Linked DNA regions of Homo sapiens: region 1 is linked to region 2. The links are chromatin loops, found by intact Hi-C in ENCODE. Cell type or tissue: endothelial cell of umbilical vein. All regions are shown on one strand. Each heading gives the region's core, and the rest is flanking DNA. Links, peaks and the distances in the headings are about the cores only. Region 1 has its middle 30 kb from the start of NT5DC4. Region 2 has its middle 25 kb from the start of IL1B.

Region 1 (4,389 bases), core at 293-4,292, 120 kb after region 2:
CCAGCATCTCAGTGAGGCATCTCATTGAGGTGAGACAGGGCTTTGGAGGGACAATGAAGGTGTACTTGGGTTGGGGGATGCAGAGCTTTAGCTGGCTCTGGTTGCAGCTCCCAGGTGGGCATGGAAGTGAGGGAGGTATGGGATGGGTCAAGGGGGTCTCTACCTAACAGGAAGCCAGAATGGTGGAGGGGCTGGGAGGACAGCACAGGAGGAGTACAGACCACACTGGACCAAGGCAGGAGAAGCTGGGCAGATATGGGCCCTGAGGAGTAGGGAGGGAGTTGCTGTTGTTACAGTTGCCGCCTGGCTGCAGAAGCCAGAGGTCAAGTTCAGGCATGCTGGTTTCTAGGGAGATGAGCTCATGAGCTCTGATGCTCACTCCGCAGGAACCTCCAGCATGAGTCAGCATCAGCTAGGTTTCTCTGGTTCTAGCCTCACTCCTCGCAGCAGTCAAAGTCCAGGAGAGAGGATGTGGTTGGCCCAGATAGAGTCACACGCCCTGGCAATCTGGCGGGTGAGGGATGCTTCCCCTGAGGAGGCACCTGACCTGGACAGGTGACTCCCTGGAAGGAGGTGGGGCTGCTGCATCTGGGAAAAGGAGTAAATGCTGAGAGGTAAGATGACTAAAAATCATTCCAGTCCGATAGTGAAAGGACTGGCCTTTGAATCCATCCCTAAACTTGAGGATTTGATTTGCTCAGTGGCTTTAAAAATATCTAAAAGATATTGTGTCAAATTGCCAAACAACTCCCAGGCACTTCCTCTGCCTTAGCCATTTCTGGGGCTTTCATCAAGTCTATAGCTCCAGGTAATGGTCCAGCTGCTGATCCTTGTGGAATGAGACATGCGAAGCTCTGTGTATGAGTTACTGTTTGGGTTGTGACATTTCTCACTGCAGATTTCCTGCCAAGCCTCACTCCCAGGTTCTACATCCACCCACGAGGCATATAGAGACTTCTCTGGAAGCAGGCGCTGGGAGGCCCATCCAGCCCACTGTGACTTCACACCCAGGAGTGTTAAAAACTAGAATTCTCCTCCAGCTGGGCTAAGCAACATCCCTACTTAACACAGACGAGTAATACACATGCACCAGGGTGCAGTACTGTTTCAGTTACTAAAGGCTCCCAACAACCTAATGGCCATCAGGGGAAGATGTACTAAATAAATCATGGTGAGCCATCTAGCATGCTTCCAGGAAAAAAAAAAAAAAAAGAAGAAATCATGGTTCATTCACTGTTCAGCCATCTAACATAATAAGGCAGCACTCTGTATGAAAATGGAGTGATCCCTTATCTGTGCTGTTCAAAGTAAGGTGCCAAACATTGGGCAGACTACGACATCCCTTGTGTAAAAACTGCACACATATTTTAGGCCTGCTCATATGTATATGAGCACACATATAAAGCCGAAGTGTTCAGTTTCCCCACCACCCTCTAAGGAATCAGGGAACTCCACAAGGCAGTAGAAAAAGCAGACGGTAGGATGGAGAGTCAAGGAGAGAGGGGACCTAAGAGAAAGAGAGAGGAAGACACTTGGGGGTCAGAGAAAAAACAGTTTTTTTAGGAAGCTTTGTAGGGTGGTATTGTAGAAGGCAATTTTCATTCTTTCGAGCCACCCAGCGTCTGATCCTCTGTCTGTTAAAGGAACCCCGTCTTCAGAAGGCAGAATTCCCTTCACAGCAGAAGCTGAAAATGCCAGAGACTCATGTCCTCAGTTTTCCTTGCAGGGAGGGTTGGGACTCGTGACTCCACCAATCAAATGTACTCACCCTGTGTCTGAATCAGAAATTAGTCACATGAGCCTGGGCAACATGGTGAGAAACCGTCTCCACAGTAAAATACAAAAATTAGCTGGGCGTGGTGGTGCGTGCCTGTGGTCCCAGCTACTTGGGAGGCTGAGGTGGGAGGATTGCCTGAGCCTGGGAGGTTGAGGCTACAGTGAGCCGAGACCCTGTCTCAAAAAAAGAAAGAAAAAGAAATTAGTCACATGAGGCACTCTGTAAAACCCACTCAGTCCATGAGGTGGCAGTGGTGGCAATACCTCCAGTCTCCTGGGTGGCAGTTGGAGCGGTCCACGCAGCCAGCAACCAGGACCCAGAGTGGGTGTCGTGGTGTTGCAAGCTGCAGCCACCAGTGCCTATGTCTGTGGTCATATTCTAACCAGACCAATCTGCCACATGATTCTGGGGGTTGGTCTCGTCTGCAGAGCCTCCTAGCTGTGAGTTATCCAGAGATTCTATGAGCACCAGTATTGTCTAACAGAAAACAGTGATTGCCGTTGCTTACAGCTGCAAATCCTGAGACACATATATGTGTGTTGTGCGCCTCTGTCCTTAGCACTCTCCGTGGATCTTTTTTTTTTTTTTTTTTTTTGAGATGGAGTCTCACTCTGTCGCCCAGGCTGGAGGGCAGTGGCGCAATCTCGGCTCACTGCAAGCTCCACCTCCTGGGCTCACGCCATTCTCCTGCCTCAGCCTCCCGAGTAGCCGGGACTACAGGCGCCCGCCACCATGCCCAGCTAATTTTTTGTATTTTTTAGTAGAGACGGGGTTTCACTGTGTTAGCCAGGATGGTCTCGATCTCCTGACCTCGCGATCCACCCGCCTCGGCCTCCCAAAGTGCTGGGATTACAGGCATGAGCCACTGTGCCCGGCCTCCGGGGATCTTAAGTAAAGAACTAGACTAGTTCAAACATGAGGTCAGATTTGTATTTCTTTTCCACAGTCACTGTGCTAAGGCAAGAGCATGGACACCCGGTTTTATTGGGGTGACATCAAACATGCATATCAGACATTGTGAATGTTGGGAAAGATACTCACCAATCTGTTCACAGTGGCTGTCCCTGAGAAATGAGAATGCCATGGGGAGGAGGACTTTTTCTTCTCATTTTACATTTTTCCATGCTGTTTGAATTTTTTTTTTACCATATTCATGTATTATCTTTACATTTTTTAAGTTTAAAATAATTATTTTTAAAAGAAAAGTAATACATCTACAAATATATCAGAATGTGTACATGAGAGAAAAGATAAAGTAATATATGCATTCTGGCAAAAGGCAGAGTCTTTGGAAGAAGCAGGTGGTGAGGAACTGGTAGTCTGCTAACGTCAGCTGAGAATCTTAATTTGGTGGGCTGTCAGGACTGCAGACTTTTTTTAAAGTTTTTATTTGGCATATCTTTTCTTTTTTTAAGAGACAGGGTCTCACTCTGTTGCCCAGGCTGGAGAGCAGTGTCACGGTCAAAATTCACTGCAGCTTCAATCTCCTGGACGCAAGTGATCCTCCCACCTCAGCCTCCCAAGTAGCTGGGACTACAGGTGCATACCACAATGCCCGGGTAATTTTTAAAACTTTTTTTAGGAACAGGATCTTGCTATGTTGTCCAGGCAGGTCTCAAACTCCTAGCCATCCTCCCACCTTAGCTTCCTGAGTTGCTGGCATTACAGGCGTGAGCCACCTTGCCTGGCCTGGTTTAAAAACATAAATAGAAGAGGAGGTTTTGAGTGAAAATTTGATATGTAGGTTATATTTATGTGTGTGTGTGTGTGTGTGTGTGTGTGTGTGTTTACACAGAGGTCTCACTATGTTGCCCAGGATCTAGGACGTGAATTCCTGTTCTTAAGCAATCCTCCTGCCTCAATCTCCAGAGTAACTGGAACTACAGACTCTGGAGTAACTGGGACTACAGGCTCCAGAGTAACTGGGACTTCAGGTGTGCAGCAGTGCACCCAGTTACAATTACTTGTGTGTGTATGCTTGGGGGTATTTATGAATGAATGATGGAAGAGTATGACCACCGTTGTTGTCCATTTATATTCAGGACCCTAGAGAAAATCAGACAGCCTCTATCAGACTCCTCACATCCTCTGTGCCAGCATCAAAGGAGACCAGGTCCAGGTGAGGGGGTGAAGTAGCCTTCCTCTGCCTACTCTCCCTGCAGGTCCTGGGCAGGCTCAGGAAAGGAGGGTGACAACAAGCTTGCCTTCATCACTCTGAGGCGGGCCAACTGCCTAGCTCAGGGCATCTTCATCAGGAGGGCACAGCGGTGTGGGCTGGCCACTGGCTTCATTTTGTTTTCGGAATTTGATGTTCATCCCCACAGGCAAACAGATGAGTAACATCATGAAAAGCAGACTCAAGGACGGAACACCCACGATGGCTGTCGGCAGATCCACTTTCCACCTCCAGACGATGCCTCCGGCGAGTGCCCCCCACTGTGTAGTCAGAGCCCACCAACAGCAGAATCCTGGAGCTCTGGCCTGACCCTACTCTCCTCTGGCAGTGGGGAGAGGGGCCGGGGGGGACCCTGGCCTTTGCTCTCAACTCACTCCCTCTTCACTCCAGGGCAGGAGCCATGAACTCAGTCCCCACCTGTCTTGATCACTGGGGC
Region 2 (4,389 bases), core at 89-4,088:
CAAAATATTAGCCATACGTCACTGTAGTAAGAGCCCTGAATCGGGAATCCCAGCTTTGACGCAGACATGCTGATTGACTCTGTGACCATTCTCTTCACTTCTCCACTCTATTCTTCCCCACCTGTAAAGTGAGGTCCTTTCCAGTTATAAAAACAGATGATGCTATTGTCCTGTTTTGTATCTAATCTTGCTGTGTTATAAAAAAAATAAGGCTCTGTACATTCATCTTGGCCAATTCCCTTCTTATCTCTACTTCCCACAGCCCCTTTTTGTACAGAAAACCAGCATTGTTCTTCTGGATCCATCTCTTAAGAAAGCGCTTTGCCTCCCCGGTTATTTAGGTGATAAGAAGTGTCCTAGATGACAGCCCTGGAATGGGCTGGAGGCAACAAAAAAGCAAGTGAAATAGACAGTTACAGCGACGACAATAATAACAACCAACACCTCTCACTAAAGAGAAAGAAATAAAAAAGAAAATTAAAATCTGCCGCAATGCCCACACAGTCATTGAATAGCTGCATGTGTACAGCACTTGGTTACTTTTACATACTTCATATTTTAGCCTTCAGAGCAGCTCACAGGGGTGGATTTAATTTTTAGTCCAGCTCCTGGCACGGTGCCTGGCACAAGTTTAATAAATGTTCTGTGAATAAATGACCCTCTTTTTAGATGAGGAAATCGAGGCTCAAGGAGAACAAGCAATGTAATGTCCCCCTCCTGTTCAGCCATCTGCCTTTCACGCCACTGAATGCAGTAGTCCTCCGTGCCCTGAACTTGACCCTCTTCTGCTTTTCGGACTGGTCCTTCTAATCCCGTTGTGACTCACTACACCACCTCTCCTGCATATGACGTCTACATTTTAAAACAAACCGTATGGAAATAACACATTAGTCGGCTTGCTCCCCCACCCCCGCAAAAAAAAAGGCCTCTTTATAACAGAAACTTCTCAGGCTGGTAGGGGAATTTTATTCCCCCATTTATGGTAGAAAGGCCCTAACCTTGGACCTCACGCCATAGCTATTCACATGGGGGAATGATGAATAACATGGGAAGCAGCATGTAACTCTCCTGGGCCCTAGTACAGACGAGTTACTCCCAGGCCGTCCTTTAACCATCAACCCCCTCCACAGAAAATGAGCTTTGGAATGTCTGCCCCAAATTGGGGTAGGGCTCCCCAGAACCATGGACATTCCTCATCTACTCCTTGGAAGTGGCAGGTCGGGTTTAGCACACAGTCTATAGAAAGTCTACACACATGGCAGTCATCTCTATCTATTGTGACAAATGGCTGGAACTCAAGCATACAATATACCCACTGGTTCTTCTTTTTTGACAGTGACATCAGGAACATTTGCATCTTCCATCCCAGGGAAAGGTAAAGAGAGTCAGGCCTTTAAACACAAAATTGATGGAGGCTCAGGTCTAATGAATTATTTCACTCATAGCTATTTTATTTTTCCTGCCAATAAAAATACTTAGAGACTGAGTTGGCAAATGAGAGCCTGAGACACGTGCGGGGAAATTCTGGTTCTGCTGCTGCTACTGCTACTGCTACTGCTACTGCTACTGCTACTGCTACTGCTACTGACTAATCACTCGGAATTCACTTTGTCTCCACCAGAACTCTGCCCCTACTTCCTTGGGAATTCCCCAGCACAGGAAGTTTGCAATTGCTTGATACCTTGCTGTTTCTAAGACCGGAAATGGAATATTTGTGGAACTTCCTTTGCCAGAGGAAATGGTGACCTTTAAACTTTCATTGAAAGAGAAGGAAGTGGGTGCGATACTACGGTTCCCTCTGTCAGTACTGTCTAGCAAGGCTAAGAATGATCCTTGGAGTGACCTCAGCAGAGTCCCTGAGAGACAGCTGGGCAGTAGCTCTACGGGTGTCCTGGGCCTAAGCCCCATCTGCCCTCCTCCCAACCCACCTTCCACTCTCAAGAGGCCTTGGATTCTATTTTCTAAGACCAGGAATGAAAAAGACTCAACAAGAACCTCACAGTCCCTACCTGAGCCTGCTTCCCAAGCCTGTCCTAGGGCTGTCCTTCCAACCCCCAGCCCATCAGCCTTGTGGCCTCCCTGTGTGTGGAAGGCACTTTCTTCCTGGCCACCAAAAACAGGTCCTCCCCGGACTTCAGGCTGCTCCTCATCAGCTGATGCCCTCCAGGTTCACACCTCCCAAAGTTCTCTTCCTGGCTCCAGGCCCTGGAATCCCCGTATTCAGCAATTCATCTTTGACTCCCTTCCTCTTTCCCCTCCCTTCTCTTCCCTGCCAGGAAGGCCCATTCCTGAGTGATGCCAGACATATCCCCATTTACCTCCACACCATCCTGCATTGAGTGGGAGCATCTCTTTTATCTCTGCAAGACCTCTCCATTACCCACGGGCTGGCAAGCTCTCCTCCTAAGAAGTTTCCCAAAGCAGATGCTTTATAGAAGCAGGAAAGGAGAAAAGGAAGAAGAAAGGGAGGGGAAGCTACTTTTTTACTGAATGCCACATGTAAACAATATATTGGGTCATCTGAACTTACCGAAGTACAAACCAGAAATGGCATTATTTTTTTCCAGTAACTGCCTTCAAACGTACTCTATCAGACCCCCCTGACATCTCAGGTCACTGCAGAACTTTCTGTTAAATAACTTGCATATATGAACAGTCTCAGAGGCCAAAAAAAAAAATAACAGCTATGCACTCTTGCACCTAATTCTGTACTTTTCGCCAAACGCCATTAAAATATTATAACATTAAAGGGATATTTAAATTCACGAATCCACAAGGATGGGGAAAACAAATGAGAAGACAGCAAGAGTGAGGGAGAAGGGGATACATTTCTTTGATCAATCAGGCAATTCCCTGGCATTCACATCACCGAGTTCATATTTGCAGTAGCAATTCAAGAGTTCTGAGCCTCACACAGGAGTATCTTTAAGAAAAAAAGAAAAAAATTTTTGGAAGGCTGGAAAGCAGTTGGGCAAATGGTAGCTGATCCTAAGGACCAATCGACATCTAGTACCTTTGGGAGTGGGATCACAGAGATGGTAAAATAAAAAAAGATTGCATGAAAGCTGGTTAAGAAATAGAAACACTTGGGCCGGGCACGGTGGCTCACGCCTGTAATCCCAGCACTTAGGGAGGCCGAAGCGGGCAGATCACGAGGTCAGGAGATCGAGACCATCCTGGCTAACATGGTGAAACCCCGTCTCTACCAAAAATACAAAAAAAATTAGCCAGGTGTGGTGGCGGGCGCCTGTAGTCCCAGCTACTCAGGAGGCTGAGGCAGGAGAATTGCTTGAACCCGGGAGGTGGAGCTTGCGGTGAGCCGAGATCGCACCACTGCACTCCAGCCTGGGCAACAGACAGAGCGAGACTCCGTCTCAAAAAAAAAAAAAAAAGAAAAAAGAAAGAAAGAAATAGAAACACTCCCCCACTCCGCAAAAAAATACATTCTGTATGTTTCCATTTATACAAAACTCTAGAAAATGTAAACTAGGCCAGGAGTCATGACTCATGCCTGTAATCCCAACAATTTGGGAGGCCAAGGAGGGAGGGCTGCTTGAGGCGAGGAGTTCGAGACCAGCCTGAGAAACATAACAAGACCCCATTTTTATTTAAAAAATTTTTTAAGCCAGTTGTGGTGGTGTACCCCTGTAGTCCCAGGTACTCAGGAGGCTGAAGTGGGAGGACCACTTGAAACTAGGAGTTCAAGGCTGCAATGAGCTATGATCGCACCACTGCACTCCATCCTGGGCAACAGAGTGAGACCTTGTCTCAAAAAAAAAAAAAACCCACAAAATGTAAACTAATCTATAGTGACAGAAAACAGGTGGTTGTTTGCTTGGCAATGAAGGAAGGGAGGAGAAGGAATTAAGAAGAAGCTTGAGGTAACTTAGGAGGTATATTAGTTCCTTGTCACACTGCTATAAAGAGCCACCTGAGACTGGGTAATTTATGAAGAAAAGAGATTTAACTGACTCACAGTTCTGCAAGCTGTACAGGAGGCATGGTTAGGGAGGACTCAGGAAACACATCATGGCAGAAGGGCAAAGAAGAGGCAAGCACATCCTCACATGGCAGCAGGAAAGAGAGTGAGTGAAGGGGAGCTCATGAGAGCTCATTCACTATCTCAAGAACAGCAAGGGGGAAGTGCACCCCCACAATTCAATCACCTCCCACAAAGCCCCTCCCCCAGCATTGGGGATTACAATTCAACATGAGACTTAGGTGGGGACACAGAGCTAAACTGTATCAGGAGGTGATAAATATATTCACTATCTTGATTGTGGTGATGTTTTCACAGGGTTATATCAAAGTATAAGTTGCACAATTTAAATATGTGCTCTGTTTATTGTATGTCTATTTTACAACAATAAAGCTGTTCCTTAAATTTCT

What was found. Peaks named below come from ENCODE experiments on the same cell type or tissue, not always from the same donor. Only the 100,000 strongest peaks of a DNase experiment are listed, where the experiment ranks them.
Region 1: it touches region 2 in a loop (4-fold over the local background); 1 of 110 quality-filtered maps calls a loop at or near these places.

Annotation. Positions count from the first base shown.
Region 1 is chr2:112,688,696-112,693,084 of GRCh38, reverse strand. No RefSeq gene overlaps it. Among named protein-coding and RNA genes, the nearest start is that of NT5DC4, 30 kb to the left of the region's middle. RefSeq lists enhancers at 195-434, 1-1,052 and a silencer at 1,785-1,971. In endothelial cell of umbilical vein, for the core only: a CTCF peak has its summit at 2,004 (motif pointing right); DNase peaks (open chromatin) are centred at 394, 1,784 and 2,024; H3K27ac peaks cover 1,854 bases.
Region 2 is chr2:112,809,378-112,813,766 of GRCh38, reverse strand. No RefSeq gene overlaps it. Among named protein-coding and RNA genes, the nearest start is that of IL1B, 25 kb to the left of the region's middle. RefSeq lists an enhancer at 955-2,154. In endothelial cell of umbilical vein, for the core only: no CTCF peak of the experiment used is centred there; DNase peaks (open chromatin) are centred at 926 and 1,646; H3K27ac peaks cover 2,455 bases.